Linked DNA regions of Mus musculus: region 2 is linked to region 1. A link is a loop called in an ENCODE intact Hi-C map of the cell type or tissue named here. Cell type or tissue: heart. All regions are shown on one strand. Each heading gives the region's core, and the rest is flanking DNA. Links, peaks and the distances in the headings are about the cores only.

Evidence for each region. Peaks named below come from ENCODE experiments on the same cell type or tissue, not always from the same donor. Only the 100,000 strongest peaks of a DNase experiment are listed, where the experiment ranks them.
Region 2: a loop joins it to region 1, with 2.1 times the contacts of the local background. A loop is called at or near these places in 12 of 42 quality-filtered maps.

The regions. Positions count from the first base shown.
Region 1 is chr16:10,875,627-10,883,954 of GRCm38, reverse strand. No RefSeq gene overlaps it. Among named protein-coding and RNA genes, the nearest start is that of Gm21859, 35 kb to the left of the region's middle. In heart, for the core only: a CTCF peak has its summit at 4,261; a DNase peak (open chromatin) is centred at 4,274; H3K27ac peaks cover 628 bases; H3K27me3 peaks cover 939 bases.
Region 2 is chr16:10,947,661-10,955,988 of GRCm38, reverse strand. No RefSeq gene overlaps it. Among named protein-coding and RNA genes, the nearest start is that of Gm21859, 37 kb to the right of the region's middle. In heart, for the core only: a CTCF peak has its summit at 4,202 (motif pointing left); DNase peaks (open chromatin) are centred at 4,218 and 5,268; H3K27ac peaks cover 467 bases.

The sequences.
Region 1 (8,328 bases), core at 46-8,045:
AAGTACATAATTTCCCAAAGTAGGAGAAGGAAAAGGTATTTTTACTCTCTGACTTCTGGCCAGGCATCAGAAATCACAGCACAGATGCCCTGGTGTTCCTCAAGTGGTCCTAAGGGACAAGGAGGACAGGGTAAGGGCCAGCAGTGACCGAACACTTACTGCATGTCTGTCGGCCAGGCAAGCTTTCTGCACTCTGCTCAGCTCTCTGTCACTGGAAGTCAGCTCTGGAAGAGCCACTGTGAAAGTCACTAACTTAAAGGATGAGGGGCTGCCTGGCTCACCATTCACTGTAATGGAGAGCCGTGCAGCAGATCGTGAGACATCGCTCACACAGCATCCACGGTCAGGAAGCAGAGATGGATGCTGCTACTCAGCCTGCTTTCTCCTGTATATTTGGTCTGGGACCCCAACAGGATGACCCTTCCCACCTCTGTTACCAATTCTAGAAAATTTCTCACAGGCATGTCCAGAGGCTTAGCTCTTTGGGAATGCTAGATCCTGTCAAGTAGACAATCAATATTGACCCTGAGAGCCTCAGAGCTCCACCCAGTGCCCTTCCAGCTCCTCTCCCCGTTCCTTCCTTCTGCAGACAAGGGGTGGAGGCTCAGAGAGGTTGAGTCACTTGTTTCAGGCCACACAGCTGGCTTATAATGAAGATTTATAATGTTTATAATGGCCTTGAATTCAGGCAGTCTGTGATTCCAGAGTCTGACTTTACATTCTGCCTTCCTCTGCTCTCCAGATAGATGCAGGGGTCTGCCTCTCAACCACCCTGGACCCTGAATGATTTCCCTATCATCTGGATCATTTTCCTCTGGCTTCAAATGTTTCCATCTTTGTCATTCAGTTTTCTGAGATCACTCATAAGCTGGCATTGGGCTTTCTGGGGTCTACACTAGATCCCAGCCCTCTCCCTCCTCTCTCCCTTCCTCACTCCTTCCTCTCTCCCTTCCACTCTCCCTTCCACTCTCCCTTCCTCTCTCCCTTCCTCTCTCCCTTCCTCTCTCCCTTCCTCCCTTCTTCCTCTCTCCCCTCCCTAGTGGCCGCAGCATACAATGACACTTTGTTTGGTGTTAATATTCATGGTGTCCCTGATATCCAGGAGTCCCAACCATAAGATCCATGTCCCCTCCCTTTCCTTGCCCTACACATAGCAGACATGTGTGACAGGTGCTCACAGCACTTTACAGTTTGTAGAGGCTCAGTTAAAACAATGACAACCAAAGAGTTGGCCTGGTTATGGGGGCTATCAAGATGGCTCAGTGGGTAAGAGCACTGACTACTCTTCTGAAGGTCTCTCTCTCTCTCTCTCTCCAGCCACTGGTCTTAGTGGAACTCTTGGACTCTTTCCTGCTAAGTGGGGTGTGGGGTACCAGCTCCCCTTCTTGAACTCAGTCCCCACACTGTCAACTGGGTGAGGTTTTGCACTGCCTGGGGAAATGTCTGGTGGCTAAGCCAGGAGAGTAACATTGCTAAACACCCATGGGTGCATAGAACAGTCTCTACTGCAGATTCTATGGCCCCACAGATAAGCAACTTGCAGAAGGGCTGCATGGAGGACTCCTGGGAGCAGGTTGGGGTTCCGGAGTAAGGCTGCTGCCCATATCCCCGAGGGCTCCTGCTATACAAACCCAAGAATGTGGGCTCTTGGAAGATACACAGTCCAGAGCCATGTTTAGCCCTTTTAGGGAAGCTGAGGTTAAGAGGGAGGTGTGCCAGAGCTAGACAGAAGCTGCACGAGTGGGACCTGTGACCCGGTCCCCTGGTGACAGAAGCCCACACTTGGGTAGACCACTCACACTGGGGACTCTCTGACCCTCTCACCTCAGGCTAGCGGGTTAGCGCTGAACTGGACATGCTCATGCCGGCTCCAGCACAGAGCTGCTGCCGTGGGGCTGGTGCCGCCTCCCCTCCATTCTGGGCTGCTGTCCTGGATCAGCCCCTTCCACGGCCAAGGTAACCACCCCAGCACCCCCAGCTCCTAAGGTTCCAGACAGTGCAGCCTAGGCGGTGTCAGCACCTCCAAGTCTGTCAAAGGCCTGCAGTGCACTCCAGAGACATCCATTCTAAAACCCTGGTTCCCCCTCTGGCTTTCCCAAACATCCCTATGTGTACATTTCAGAGGGACCCAGGGGACCCTGGGGAGCTGGGAGGTCTGCCGGCTCTGGTGCCTGTTACCTGATACTCCACCTGGCTCCCCAACCTGGCATGTCCCAGCAGCTGCAGCAGCTGCCCCAGCCCTTTGAGCAGAGCAAACTCCACTCCCCACCCCACCCTGGAGCCATTACAGGGAAGCCTGGGTCGACAGGGTGGCTTGTTGGGCTATGACTGAAAGCAGCCTCTGCATTGTTACTGTTCACCTCCTTGTCTGTCCCTAGTCCCCAAAGAAGGAGCTCCTACAGGGGATGCCAGCCAGCCCTTGGCACAGGGACCAATACAGAGTAGTTGCTTGGTAAAGCCAGTGAGTGATGAGGCGTGCCAACTGGCCAGTACTTCCCCACTTCCTGTTCCCACCCTCCCTACCTCTGCCCCTCCTCCCCATCCTCCCCTTCCCTTGCCCACTGTCCCTCTGCCTGTTCTTAGGCCTGGCCCATGGCCTCATGAATGCTAGCCAAGCTCTCTACTACTGAGCCATACACCCCTACCCCAATCCCTGGCCACTGCATTTCCCAACCAGCTGTCAGGCTTGGTTCCAATGTCCTCCTTCTTGTGTCCTGGCCTGCCTTTGTTTACAGAGTGCCTGCTGTCTACAGCCCTTTCCCTGGTGGGAGCACCGTAGTCAAAGACCACTTTAGTTTGTTCTCAAGTGTCTCTTAGATGGTCTCAGCACACAGGAAAGGTCTCTGTTGGGCCAAGGATGAGGCTCAGCAGGTGGGATGCCTAATGTGGATAAGGCCTTGGGCTCCAGCCCCAGCCCCCCATAAGCTATGCATATCTATAACCCTACACTAGGAGGTAGAAACAAGAGGATCAGAAGGCCAACACCAGCCTTAGCTACATAGCTCATTTCAGGCCAGCCTGGGCTACATGAGACCCTGTCTCAATCAACAGCAAGGAAGTGGTGATCGGCCAAGGCAGACCACACATTTCCATGTAACTGAGCTAACAAGGCTCTGTCCCTGCTCCTAAAGACCTCGAGCGTTTTGTAAAACAAGGATTTTTATATAACACTGTGTAATCCCAAAAGCTGGGATGTTTAGTTTCTTAGATACATGGTCTTCTGTAGCCCAGGTTAGAACTTCCTTTTTTGAGTGCTCAGAATACAGGGGTGCACTCTTCATCCCTTATGTCACAGCTCATTTAGCTCTATTGTATTTAGTATTCTTATTTTTTAAAAATAATGAAACTGGGCAAAGACTCCGAGTTGTTTGTGTGCTGGCTAGTAGGCTGGGGAGTCATGATTAAGTCCACAGATCTAACCTCAGAGCCTGTATTCTACAATCATACCTGCTTAGTGCTTTGCCCACTGCCTGGATCTTTCCCTTTCGTCTTTTCTCACTAACTTTCTTTAAAAGTCCTCATGTGTGCTCCCCTGGCATGTCAAGGCAGTCAGTCTGCAGAGCATCATTGTTTGCATTTTTTGATTGTTTGTACTGGATGAGAATTAGCTTAAACATGCTGACAGGGCCTCTGAGCTTGTTGGAAGCAGCATTTTAAAATCATTTAGTTCTTACTTTATTATTTTGTGTGTTTGGGTGTTTTGCCTACAGTGTATATCTGGGTACCATGTGAATGCCTGGTGTCTTCAGAGGCCAGAGAGAACATTGTCTTTCCAGGGACTCAAAAAACTGACAGATTTGAGCCGCTAAGTGGGTGCTGGGACTCAAACCCACGTCCTCCAGATGGGCAGCCAGTGCTCTTAACTGAGTGTCCTCTCCAGTCCTCTTGTTTAGTTTTTACTCGTGATAATAAACTTAATTTTATAATCCAGGTAGACTCAGTGGGGTGGAATAAGGAAACTGTGGACCCCAAAGTATGAGCACCAATTCTTGTTCCTTTCCCTAAGTCTTTATGGTTCTTCTATGGGAGTCTGGAATCTATACTGACAGTCACTCTGCCAGCCCATAAGATGGCACATCACTTCAGTACAGTTTTCAAACCAGTCAATTAATAAAGCAAGCATCCTTATCTGTAAGATCAAATGCCCTAGGCTCAGGAGATCAAAGATCTAGCTGTCAATAACTCAACCCATGGCTAGGAGAGCTGTCCTGGAGCCTGATCTATCACCCCAGCATTGTCCTGTGTAGCACTGCCCTCTGTGGTCATAAGTGGTATCACAACTAGATCCTTGCCTTGAGCCATGAGGTATGTTGCCAGTCTCTGGCCACAGGGCAGGTAGTACCAGGCTGGCCCTAGGTAACACCAGGCTGACCCTATCTGACTCAAGACCCTCATTTCAACAGTTTCTTCACCCCAGGGTCTGTGTGCCCTTTGGGTCTGGGGCTCTGGGAGGCAGAGCCTGGAGCCAGCTGCTACTTGGCTGACGAAGGCATCGCCCCTACACCAGCTCCGGTGCTCCAAGGATGAGACCAAAATCAGCTTTGCCCTAGAGGTGGGGGAGCACTGTTTCCATGTGAGCACCAGCCTGCTAGCTGCTAAGGACAGCCTTGCCAATGTCATCCAGATGCAACAGATCTCACCCCCCAGGTGTGTATGTCTTTCTAGGAAGAAGAGAACTTCATTTGAGGCTTTGCTTCTGGGGTAGGCTCAGAAGGGGGAAAAATGGCTGGAAGAGACACTCAGCTGTATGTCTCACCTCCATAATCGACTAATCATCTCCTAGACCCTAGGTACCGCTCCAGAAGCTGGGATATAGCATAAAACAGAATGGGTGAGCCCTGACTGCCACTGAACATATAATCCAGTGGAGGCAGATGACAAAAAAACCCATATAAGTTCTATATATGAATGATTAGGAGGTCAGGTAGTATCACCGAGGAGGTGACATTTGACCTTATCCTATATGACAAGCAGTCTGGGAAAAGAGCACTCCATGCTAAAAGCCTGGGGTGGAATGAGTCTGAGAACTACAGAAGGCCCTGAACTGGGACAGACAGGCTCTGCAGGAATGGCACGGGGAAGAACACTTTTCGTGTGCCGGGATTGTCAGCCCACACAGACGGCACTATGCTACAAGCACCTTCCTCCCAGGAAATGTCAGGTTTCCATAGCTGCAGTGCTGTAATAGGCCTGCAGGTGATAGCAAGGGGGAATGGCAGCTAGGCAGGAAGGAAAGGTCCCTTACCCAGGGAGGAGCTGGTGGGGATGGCTTTAGACATGCATAGGAAACCTGCGGAGTCATAGCACTAGGGAGTAACTGTGGTGAGTTATAGGATAGCCTGGGCTACACAGGGGGACAGAAAAGGAGGGATGGATACAATGGGAGCTGGCATTCTTACCTCATAGGAAACAGTTCAGAGGCGCACTGCATGTCTGCAGAGCTCATGGGCTCTCTACCCTCTGCTGCTCACAATCTGCCCCACTCCCTGCTCATGCTTAGCATTGTGGTTCTGAAGATGCAGGAAACACTGATCCACACACAGTTCCTTTTTCTTTCTGGGTGTGTCTCTCCTTCCCCACCCCAAGCAGTGCGTGGCTGGGTTCCACACCAGCCACCCCATTCTCTTCCAGCTCAGCACACTTCCCACGGAGCTGGCCCTGAGGACTGTGATCCAGAAAGCACAAAGCACCCACATCCTGTACCAGGTGGTACTGTGGCATGGCAGGGAGGTGGCCCTCAATGGGAGCCTCTCTGAGTCGCTCTCAGAGCCCTTGAGGACCATCCGTCTTCAGGGTGAGTAGCTGACGGGCAAGAGTGGGGTTGGGGTGCTCTGCCGGCTGTGAGTGAGTATCTGCTAGTCCTTGTGTCCAGGGAATCCTCAGGACATAAGATGGTCCAAGACTCAGCCATCAGAGGAGACAGGCAGAGATAAGCAAAATCACAGAGAGGATGGGGCTGCAACCCAGTTGATAGAATTGTTTACCTAGAATGTTCGATCCTCAGCACCTTAAAAAAAGTAGTGAGGGTTTGAGGAAAGATGTCCGCAATCCCAGCCCCTATGAAGTAGAGGCCAGAAGGTCAGGTCAAGGTCATCCTCAGCTACATGAAACCCTGTCTCAAGTAAACTGAAATTAACAACAAAAGGAAACTGGGGCTCATGAGTTGGTTCTGTGGAGGAAGGTTGCCTTTAAGTGGTATCATAACCGAACAAACGTGTGGCTTCCAAGTTTTATAAAATAGGTGAGGTGGCCACCCACCTGAGTAGCTTTTGTTATCAGTTGAGTCCCCCAAACCAGTCTCCTGCTATGACCTAAACCCACAGCCATAATCTTACATGAAGTCACTGCCACCTGTAAGCCGCCTGCGGCCACACTAACTGGGTTCCTGAGTGGGAGGCAGGAGCTGTATGGGAGAGAACGACGAGAGAAATAATGGAGGCCAAGATGCGTTTCTGTTCAAGGCCCCCAAGTTTACTAAGAGTCTGTGCTTATAAAGGGGGAGGCCCATCCCCCGCCAATCCATTCTTGGTGCCTGTTGCCAGCCTGTAGGTGATCTGCTGGATGCTGTCTCAGGAATATCTCAAGGGCCTCTCAGCAGGTAACAGTGTCTTGGAGAAGAGCAGCAACAGATGACAGAAGAATAGAGCCATCTAAGTAGGAAGGCTCCACTCCAGGTGGTCTCATACTCAGTGGCAGCAAGGTCAAAGCCAGCCTACTCAAGGCTGGGGTAGGCTACAGCCACCCTCTCCACCATGTCCCCCACAGCAGAGCTTACCCACCAGCTGTCTCTGTCCCTGCCACAATGCTTCAGCCTCTGCCTGTTCTTGGGATACTCGAGAGACAGCCACCAGGGTGACCTGGCTGTGACTTGGGACAATAAAGATTAGTTAGGCAGTGGGGCTGGAAGGAGACCCTGCTCAGCGAGCCTGACTGGGGGTCGGCAGCTGCACTAGATGCCCAAAGGTGGGGTCAGGGGACCTTGGTTCCAGTCCCATGTGACGAGTACAGCTGATGTGGTCCTGTGTCACAAATCTATCCCACTCTCAATCCTGCTATGGCTATTGCCATCGCTGTTTTCAGAGCCTGACATTGAAGGACAGAGAGGTGCTGTCACTGCTCTGGAGTAACAGAGCCAGCAGCACCAGTCCTTAGCCACTCTCCCAGGCATGCTCCTGTTTCTCCTGTCCTCCCTGAGCCTCCTGAAGGCTCCCTCCCTGGGGGACTGGTGGAGGGGGGGCATGTGGGGAAAGAGGGCTGAGAACTGGCTCTCACATGCCCACCCCTCCCTCCTCCCCACTTCTGTCCATTCTTTTCACCTCTCCAGGTGGGGCAGAGGTAGATCTTGCAGCCTCACTAGGAACAGAACTTCACTCTAGGAGACAGGGAGGCTGCAGACATCTGGCTTGGGCCCTGGACAAGGTAGGAAGGCCCTGTTCAGCAGACACAGCATGACCTCAAGGGTCCTCTACTCGGTGCCCGGTTGGAGCCCTGTGCTTGCACCATGCTTGCATATCTGTGGGTTTTCAAAGGAGAAAATAGTCCTTAAGAGTCTCTGGGCTCATCTGTATGATAATCTGCATATGTAGCCACCCCAGGGAGGGTTGAGCAGAACAGTCGGCCTCCCCACCCACTGTGCATCCTCAAACTGTGCGGCTTCTCTGAGCCTCCTCTTGCCACCCTCAAGTGCAAGCAAATGGACACAGCTTTTAAAAATCGGGAGTGATAGGCACGGTGGAGCACGTGTACAGGGGCTGGATGGGAAGGACCCGAAAGCGTGAGCAAGGACAGCAGTGCAAAGGCCCTGTGCCAGGGCTAAGCTGCGGAGCTTCCTCAGTCAGAAGAGGCTGGAAGGTGGGTGGGGGAGGACACCTGGGACCAGAAGGGACAGCTGACATCCTGTCATCAAGGAGTGGGAGCTTTCTCAGTATCCCAGTAGGGACACCTACCTACAAAGAGGAGCAGAAGTCTCTAGCCTCCATTTTCTTACAGGGGAAGATGAAGGCAGGCAAAGTCTTGCCAGCTTCTCCCCTCTGAGGTGATGACAGCCTCTCCTCTGCTCATCCCTCATACAGGTTCAGCCATCCTGGGACTCTGAAGATCGCCTGGGCTGGAAAGTCCTCTATGCACCGTGTGGCCTGGGATGGCTGCCTAGCTGCCTAGGTCAGGTAGGTACTGGCTCACTGGTGAGCTCTTGCCTGGGATCCTTTGCGCCCAGCAGGCTTTTGTTTAACTTCCGGTTCTTGTCAGCTTCAAGGAACCTGGAGCCTGGCCCCACCGCAGGCCTGTGGGGCCCTGACTCAGACCCTGGGCATATTTAGTGAGCAGTTT
Region 2 (8,328 bases), core at 273-8,272, 72 kb before region 1:
ACAAAAACTAAATGCAATAAAAAGGCGTCCAAAAATAATGCCATCACATCCCCCTAGTTCTTGACGATGGCAGTCTTTTTGTTGTTGTTGTTGTTTTGTTTCTTGAGACAGGGTTTCTCTGTGTAGCCCTGGCTGTCCTGGAACTCACTTTGCAGAACAGGCTGGCCTCGAACTCAGAAATCCACCTGCTTCTGCCTCCCAAGTGCTGGGATCAAAGGCATGTGTGCCACCACGCCCGGCAATGATGGCAGTCTTGCTTATAAATGCACACTGAGATCCCTTTACTCCTGCTGAGAACCCGGGATGAAAGGCAGCCTTCGGTGGCACTTACAAATAAAGCAAGGGGGCTTGAGGAGGCTGTGCATGCTGGGTAGCAATGTTGGAACTGTTCACAGCAGAGGGACCTCAGGTCTAAAATTCACCCAGGACTTAGAATACATCACGACCCTGGCCACATCCTTCTGTGGGGGCTGTGAGCTGTAGGATGTTCAGCAGCCTCCTTGGTCTCCACCCAATAGTCTCACACCAGCTGTGCTTAAAACACACACACACACACACACACACATGCACACACACATGTATATGTTTTTCCAACATGACTCTCAGTGCCTATTAGGCACAAAAATCACTCTAGAGCTCCAGCAAAGCGCAGGGCCCACAGCCAGTCCTCCCACACTCAGGATTTGTATCCCTGGCTGGCCTGAGCTTACGGTTAAACACATGTTATGTCCTAAAAAAGGAAAAAAGTGCCCACACCCATGGTGTGGGTGAGCCTCAAAAGCACGGAGCAAAGAGAAAGCAGATGTGAGAGGCCATGTGCCTAAGACAACCTGAAGTGCACAGAACATATCTGGGATGGAGCTCAGTTGGTGGGGAGCTTATCCCGCATATGCAGTCTCAGCACCACACCTGTCATAAGTTCAAGGCTACCCTTAGCTATATAGAAAATAGAGTTGTCGTGGGCCACTTGGAACCCTGTCGAAAGGAAAGGAAAGGAAAGGAAAGGAAAGGAAAGGAAAGGAAAGGAAAGGAAAGGAAAGGAAAGGAAAGGAAAGGAAAGGAAAGGAGGGAGGAGAGAGGAAGGAAAGGGAGAGAAAGGAAGGGAGGGAGGGGGAGAGGAAGGGAGGGAGGGAGGAACTGTCAACAGCCCCTACTAGAGCTTACCTCTTACTAGAGGTAAGAATTCTTTTTTTTTTTTTTTTTTTTTTTGTGGGAGTGGAGTTCATCTTTACAGAGACTGAGTTTATTCACACTCCACATAACTCACCTGAGGTGTGTGATACATTTTGGTTTTGTTTTTTGAGACAGGGTCTTATGTGGCTCAGGCTGCCCCCAAATTCCTGATCCATCTACTTCTGCCTTCTAAGTACTGGAATGACAGGCGTGAGCCACAAGCCCCTCAACACAATGCATGATTTTGAGTATGTTTGCAGGGTTGTTAATAGTTTATCTCCCCAGAAAGGAACTCTGAACCTTTGAGTAGTGTGTGACCCCACCCACCCACAGCCAATCTGTTTCTTGTCTCTGTAGATTTACTTATTCAGGATATTTCATGTAAACAGTCAAATGCTACCCGGGCTTCCCTGTGTGTCCTGACTTTTTTTTAAACACTTTTGAGGTTAATGTGTGTTGTAACTTGAACATTGCTTTCTTCCTTTTCACTGCTGTGTAGTATTCCACAGTCTGAGTGAGCCTTATCTATCACTCGTGTGTTAGTGGCAGTCTCTTTATCTTTGACAGGCTTGTGCTTTTTAGGACCTGCTGCTCTCTGTATGTGCTGCCCAGAAGGAAACGAATATGCACATTCCATTTGCTGGTAAATGATGGCTTCACAGTATTTTGTTTGTTTTGAGAGGGTCTCGCGTAGCCCCAGCTGTCCTCAGATTCACTACATCTCAGGATAACATAAGCCTCCACCTCCCCGCTGCTGTCATTACAGACATGCTCACTAGCCTTTATCTAGTGCTGGGCACAGAACCCAGAACTTCACGCACGCTAGGCAAGCAGCATCGACTACACCTGATCCGACATAGCTTAGTGCCCTTCTTATATTCTTTTGAAATTCTGGGTGATGGTGGGTGGGCGGGCGCATTTGCAGATGGAAATTATCATTAACAAGCTGATCAAGTGGGGCTTGGTGAGGCACACCTATCATTCCTGAACATCAGAGGTGGAGGCAGAAAGATCAGGATTTTCAGGCTAGCCTGACCTGTAGTGAGACCCCCCATCTCAAAACCAAAAGAGAGCCCTCCAAAATAAATGAGCTTGCCAAACTACCCAGTGTGGCTGTGCCGACACATGTGCTGTACACACGCCCATCCAGGGACCTGGTGGGAGCCCCGACCGGAGTGTTCTGGTCCAGAGCCCACTCCTGGGGAAGGACAGTGGGGCTTTGGATAGAAACCATGTGCTGCTTTCTGAGCTTGAGTACACAGTGCCAGTGGCTTCTTGAGGTCAGAGTGCATAGCCTGGGACAGTGAAAGACAGCCAAGGATCAGGCTGGCAGTTCAAGCTCTTTTGAAAGACTTAGCATTAGGAAGGAAACAGGAGTCTTAAGCAGCGCATCCTCTTCATGTATGTGCCCCTGCGGAGAACTTTTTATGGGAGGAAGGAGGAGGGATTTTTCTATGCCTTTCTCCTGGCTTGCATTCAGCACTTGGTGACTGTCCATGCCTAGACCCCCTCCCCATGTAACATGGAGAGCCCGCAACACCAGGAGTACTGGGCACCTGGAAGTGTCCCATAGAGACGGAAGAGGAGGCGGAGCTTCTCCAGCCCACCTTGCAGTGAGGAGTCATGGGCTGTGAGTTTGCCTTCCTGCCTGCTGCCGTCTCTCAGCTGGCCTGAGGCCTTGGTTCCAGCAGGATCAGGAACCTGACCTCTGATTGGGAAAGTCTATCAGCTGGCAATGAGTAAGGGTTCACTGGTATGTTTGTGGGTGTCAGCCTGTCATTAAGAGTTTTCCCAGCACCCCACATCAGAGCAGTAGTTAGGACAGTGTGGGCTGGCTACACACTGCAGCTGTTTGGCAAGTCTCCTTACTTAATTAACAGAGGTAAATACTGCAATGCTCAGAGTTAAGTTACTGATACATGTCCAGGTGAGCCCTCCCTTCCTGAGATTGTGGACTATGATGTCAATCCTTAGACCTTGCACCTTTTTATTGTTGTATAGTATTCCACTTCATGGATTACCCAACCTGTCTATCTAGGTTCTTTTTGAGGGCTGTTTGTGTTGTTTCTAACTCTGAGTAAAAAAAAAAGCAGCTGTGGACATCCATACAGAATGAAGTTGTGTGTCTTCCCCCCCGCCCCCGTTCATTTATTGGGTGTGTGACTGTGTAGGCGCACATGTACCATGGTGTACATATAGAGGCTTAGACAGAGTACGAGCCACTTCTTTCCTTCCATCGTGTGGGTCCTGCGGACTGAACTCAGGTCATCAGGTTTGGTGGCAAGCACCTTTACAAGCTGGGTCATTTGGCTGGCCCCTTGTGTGCTTTCTCCTCTTGTGGGTAAATGCTTACAAGTGACATGCTGGTACCTAAGATAGTTGTATGCCTGTAGAGGAGCACATAGTTGCTTGCTATGAGTTGTATTGCTTTTGTGTAAATCTCTGCCCTCTCCTGTGAGCAGGGTGCTTGCTGGTCTACTGTGTCTGCTGACTGCACCATCTGTCTCCAGAGTCTGGGCCATGCTAGGCTCCTCACGTGACAGCTCCTGCTTCTGACTCCTCTCTGGCCTTTGTTCTCCATTGAACACAGGGAGGAAACACTTCGCTTATCATTTTCAGCCCTTTGGTTTTTGCCTGTGAATGAATAAACACAAAGAGATCATGAAACTTGTTTTTGACAGGCAGTGACTGTGCACACCTTTAATCCCAGTACTTGGGAGGCAGAGGCAAAGGCATCTCTGTGGGTTTGGGGCCAGTCTGGTTTACAGAGTCAGCCCTAGGACAGCAGGGCTGTGTTGTAGAGAAACCCTGTCTCAAAAAGAAAAGGAGAGAAAAGAAAAGAAAAGGAAAGAGAAAGAGGAAAAAAAAAAGAAAGAAAGGAAGAAAGAAAGCAGGTTTTCAAAGGTCATACAGTTCATTGAACAGTCAATGGAAAAGGGACAGAGCCTTCCTGCTCCTTTCTTCCCAAAGATAACAGACAAGCAGCATTTCATAAGGCAGGCCCACCAGGCTCCCGCAGCTCGAGGGCCCTCTGCTGGTGACCTTTCCCATGGGATGTCCCTGGCTCTGCACAGGAATGCTGGGGACCTGACTCAGTGGGCAGGGTGTTGCCTAGTGGGAGGGAGTCGTTGAGCTTAATTCCCAGCACTATCTGAGCAGTTCACCTAGCACTTGGGGCATGGAGGGCAGGAGGATCAGACTTTCTGGGTCAGCCTGGGCTACATAACACACACACACACACACACACACACACACACAACCCACCTCTTGTTTTTGCTTTTCTGAGACACAGAAAATATCTCCAGGGAAATTTTGATCCTCCTGCCTCAGCCTCTTGAGTCTGAGATAGTAGGCTTGCACCATCATGTTCAGAAGCAACCTTCTTGTGAGCCACTTGAGCCACTGGTGGGTCCAAGACTCCTAGCAGCTGGAGCTCCATGGTGTGGGCTGTGGAGTGTGGGCAGGCTGAAGGCATGAAACAGAAGGACGGGACACCCCTGGCTTTCTTTCATTTTTTTTTCTATAAACCTAAAATTGTGAACAAGGATATGGTCTTGGGAAAAAGTGAAAATCAAAACATAATAGCAAAGCTGGGGGTGGGAGCAGGTGGTGGGGAGATGGCTCACAGTCAGAAGCGCTCACTGCCCTTACAGAGGGGCAGGGTGTGGTTCCCAGCACCAACTCTGGGTGGCTCACAATTGCCCAAAACTACAGCTCCAGGAGATTTGGCACTAATTTCTGTGCTCTGCAGGTACCCACACATGTATTGTACATATGTGTATTTGGCTGTTTCACATAAGTGTACTCAGGAACATACACATACAAAATAGCAATCTTTAAAAAGAAACACAAAAATAAAATCAGTGTGAAACAGTATCAAACAAGAAACAAGTGCTATAGGTGTGCAGTGAGCACTTAGCTCACACGGGCAAGGCCCTGGCTTCTGTCTCCAGAACAGAGAAAATAAATTCTTAGAAGGATGTAGGCTTCTGACCCAATAGTCCCGGCCTATGTGCAGTAGGCCTGGCTCATGCTCTGGTCATTGTGCAGTGAGAGGAAGTGACGTCACGTTAGCGCCAGGAGTGTAGGCGTGGGAATAGGAAGTGGGGGCAGGGTCTGCATCAGGTGCTTGTCTGCATGAATGCTGTCCCTTATCCTGGCTCCATGGCCAGCTGACCAAGGTTTGGCCCTGTAATACTATAAACGTGAAGCGATGAGGCCGGGTGTGGAGCTCCTTTCTTGTTCTGGAATGACTGCAGAACCATGAGCTACCAATGGCTGGGAGGACGGGAGGAGGGGCCACCCTGGTGATTCTGTTGCTGCGGTGGGGCGTAGGCACCGGTTTGTAGAATGCCCACTCTGTCAACATTTCTGTGTTGCCTGGAGCCCACACAGCAGAGATGGTAGGCTTTGGCTCACTCTCCTGACTCTGGATGGGGAGAATCCAGACTATAGGCTGAGATAGACTCTCCCAGGGGAGAAGGTGGAGATGGGCCGAGGAAAGCCACCAGGGTTAAAAGAGCAAGGCCTCTTCAGCTAGAGTAGATTAAAACCCTCAGAAGCTGTGTGAGGTTGGGGGAGTGACTTACCTACTCTCTCTGAGGCCTGCTCCACCTGGGGGGGGGGGCATGGCTGAGGCACTGATGGAATTGCTCCATGTGAGGGTTTTATCAGTGCTAGCTACAGCTTCCTGGGGACAGTGTTCTTATTATTACTGTTAGGATCTGTTCTTGGAGGCCACAAGAAACTGCCCGGCACTCCCTGGCCAGCACTGTTTCAGTGTGCATGTCACCTGTAGGTGCATTTTGTGTCCCCACTAGGCATGCCACCCTTCAGACAACCTTCTGGGACTCAGCTTTCTACCTCTCCCTGAAGTCACCATGGCAAGCACCATAGGCCCCAGAAGCTGTGATTTCAGCCTTGTGGATCAGGGCTCTGGACAGTAACAATGTTTGGGATGGGAACACCACCTGTTTGAAAAGGAAGGCATATACAAAAGACCATATGCCACACTGCTTGTGTGAAATATCCAAAGGACACACCCATAAAAATAAAAATGGTGGCCAGGGCCAGAGGCCAGAGGCTCTGGATTAAAGATCTTAAGGTTTCCTTTCAAAGCAATTTAAACCTGCCTGTGTGATAGATGCACAAGGCTGTGGCAATGCTGAAGTATTGTGCACTGCATTTCTCTGTGTGTGTATGTCTGTGTGTGCATGCACACGTGCACATATGGACTTATGTCCTTATATCTGGCTCTTTTTACATTTTTATTTGTGTGTGTGTGTGTGTGTGTGTGTGTGTGTGTGTGTGTGTGTACATGACCACAGTGGCCAGAAGAGGGCTTTGATCTCCTGAAGCTAGAGTTACAGGCAATTGTGATCTGCCCAACATGGTGCAGGAATCTGGACTCTTCCCAGACCCCTTAGCTTATGAAACTGAGTTTCTTATTAAATCTGAAATTCACTACTTTGGGCTAGCCCATAGACTAGCCAGCCCGATCTGGGCTCCCCCTCCCCAGTGCTATGGTTGTAGGTGTGAGCCACATGTCTGGCTTTCATGTGGCTGGGAGTTGAACTTAGGTCCTGTCTTAGTCAGGGTTTCTATTCCTGCACAAACATCATGACCAAGGCAAGTCTTATAAAAACAACATTTCATTGGGGCTGGCTTACAGGTTCAGAGGTTCAGTCCATTATCATCAAGGTGGGAGCATGGCACAAGCAGAGCTGAGAGTTCTACTACTTCATCCAAAGGCTGCAGGTGGAAGACTGACTTCCAGGCACCTAGGGTGAGAGTATTAAGCCCACACCCACAGTGACACACCTACTCCAACCAGGTCACACCTATTCCAACAAGGCCACACCTCCAAATGGTGACACTCCCTGGTGCAAGAATATACAAGCCATCACAGCCCTCAAGCTTACCCACTTTACCCATCCACAAGCACCCACTGAGCCACTGCTCCAGCCTTGAGCTTCCCACCTTGAATGGTGGAGCTGCACTGTAGATTTCCTACCTCAACCAAGTGCTTCATGAAGACTTCGTTTGCCATGGGAGCTTTGGGACCTGGAGATCAGCAAAAAAAGGCCCATGGAGGGAAACTGAGACCAGTTTGGGGAGTACAAGGTAGATGTGATCAGTTCAGCTTTTCCCATCCTCTGGGAAAGCCCTGAGCCCCAGCACTGTGACACCACTGTCCCCAAGGCCTCATAGATCTGCCCTCATGGTCACCCTGTTGCCTCCAGCACAGGTACAGCTAAGCCAAGCGTCTGACCACAGGCCTAGCAGGTGGTGGCTCAGTAGCTTAGATGTCCTTAAGGCTACTTAATTACATGCATGAAGACAGGCATTTTTTATGTCTTATATGTTAGATTACAAAACAAACAAGCAAAATCCGCAGGGCCAGTAAGATAACTCAGTCAATAATGGAGCTTAGTGCAGAGCCTGAGCACAGTCCCCAAACTCCATCTGGCAGAACTGACTCCTGCAAAGTTGTCCTCTAACTTCCACACACATGCTGTGAAATACATGTACACACATACACACACGCATGCGCGCACACACAGACACACACACACACACACAGATGCACACAGACGCGCGCACACACAGACAGACACAGACACACTGACAGGCACACAGACACACAGACACACACACATTAAAACAGCACAGCTACAAGGTGTGAACTGCCCTGAGACCTCACTAGTTCCTAGGAGATGAGAGCCTTTGCTTCCCACAAAACAGAGCTTTTCCCCCAGTGATCTCAACCCCCCTCCTATGCCTTCCCAGGGAGCTGGTGGTATCACCACAGGCTTCTGATTGGCTGGTTTATGCCCCACCACCCCACTCCCTCTCTTTTGGTCAGGAGAAAGCAGAGCCAACTCCTCTAGGGAGTGAGCTGTGGTTTGTGGGCTCCCTGTGGAGGATGCTGCCACTGGTACGGGGGTGGGGTGTCCTGGTGCTGTTCCTGCTCTGGGCACAGGCAGGAGTGACCTTGGGCAGTAAGTAAATCTGCTGCTTTCTAAGTGGCTTGGTGAGAGCAGCCGCCCTGACCCACCCTGACCTGAAAGAGTCAGGCTCCCTCCCGGGTGTCCCTTTGTCCCTCTGACTATTTTATTTTGCTGGGAAGAGCAGAGCTAAACTTACAGGTGTACC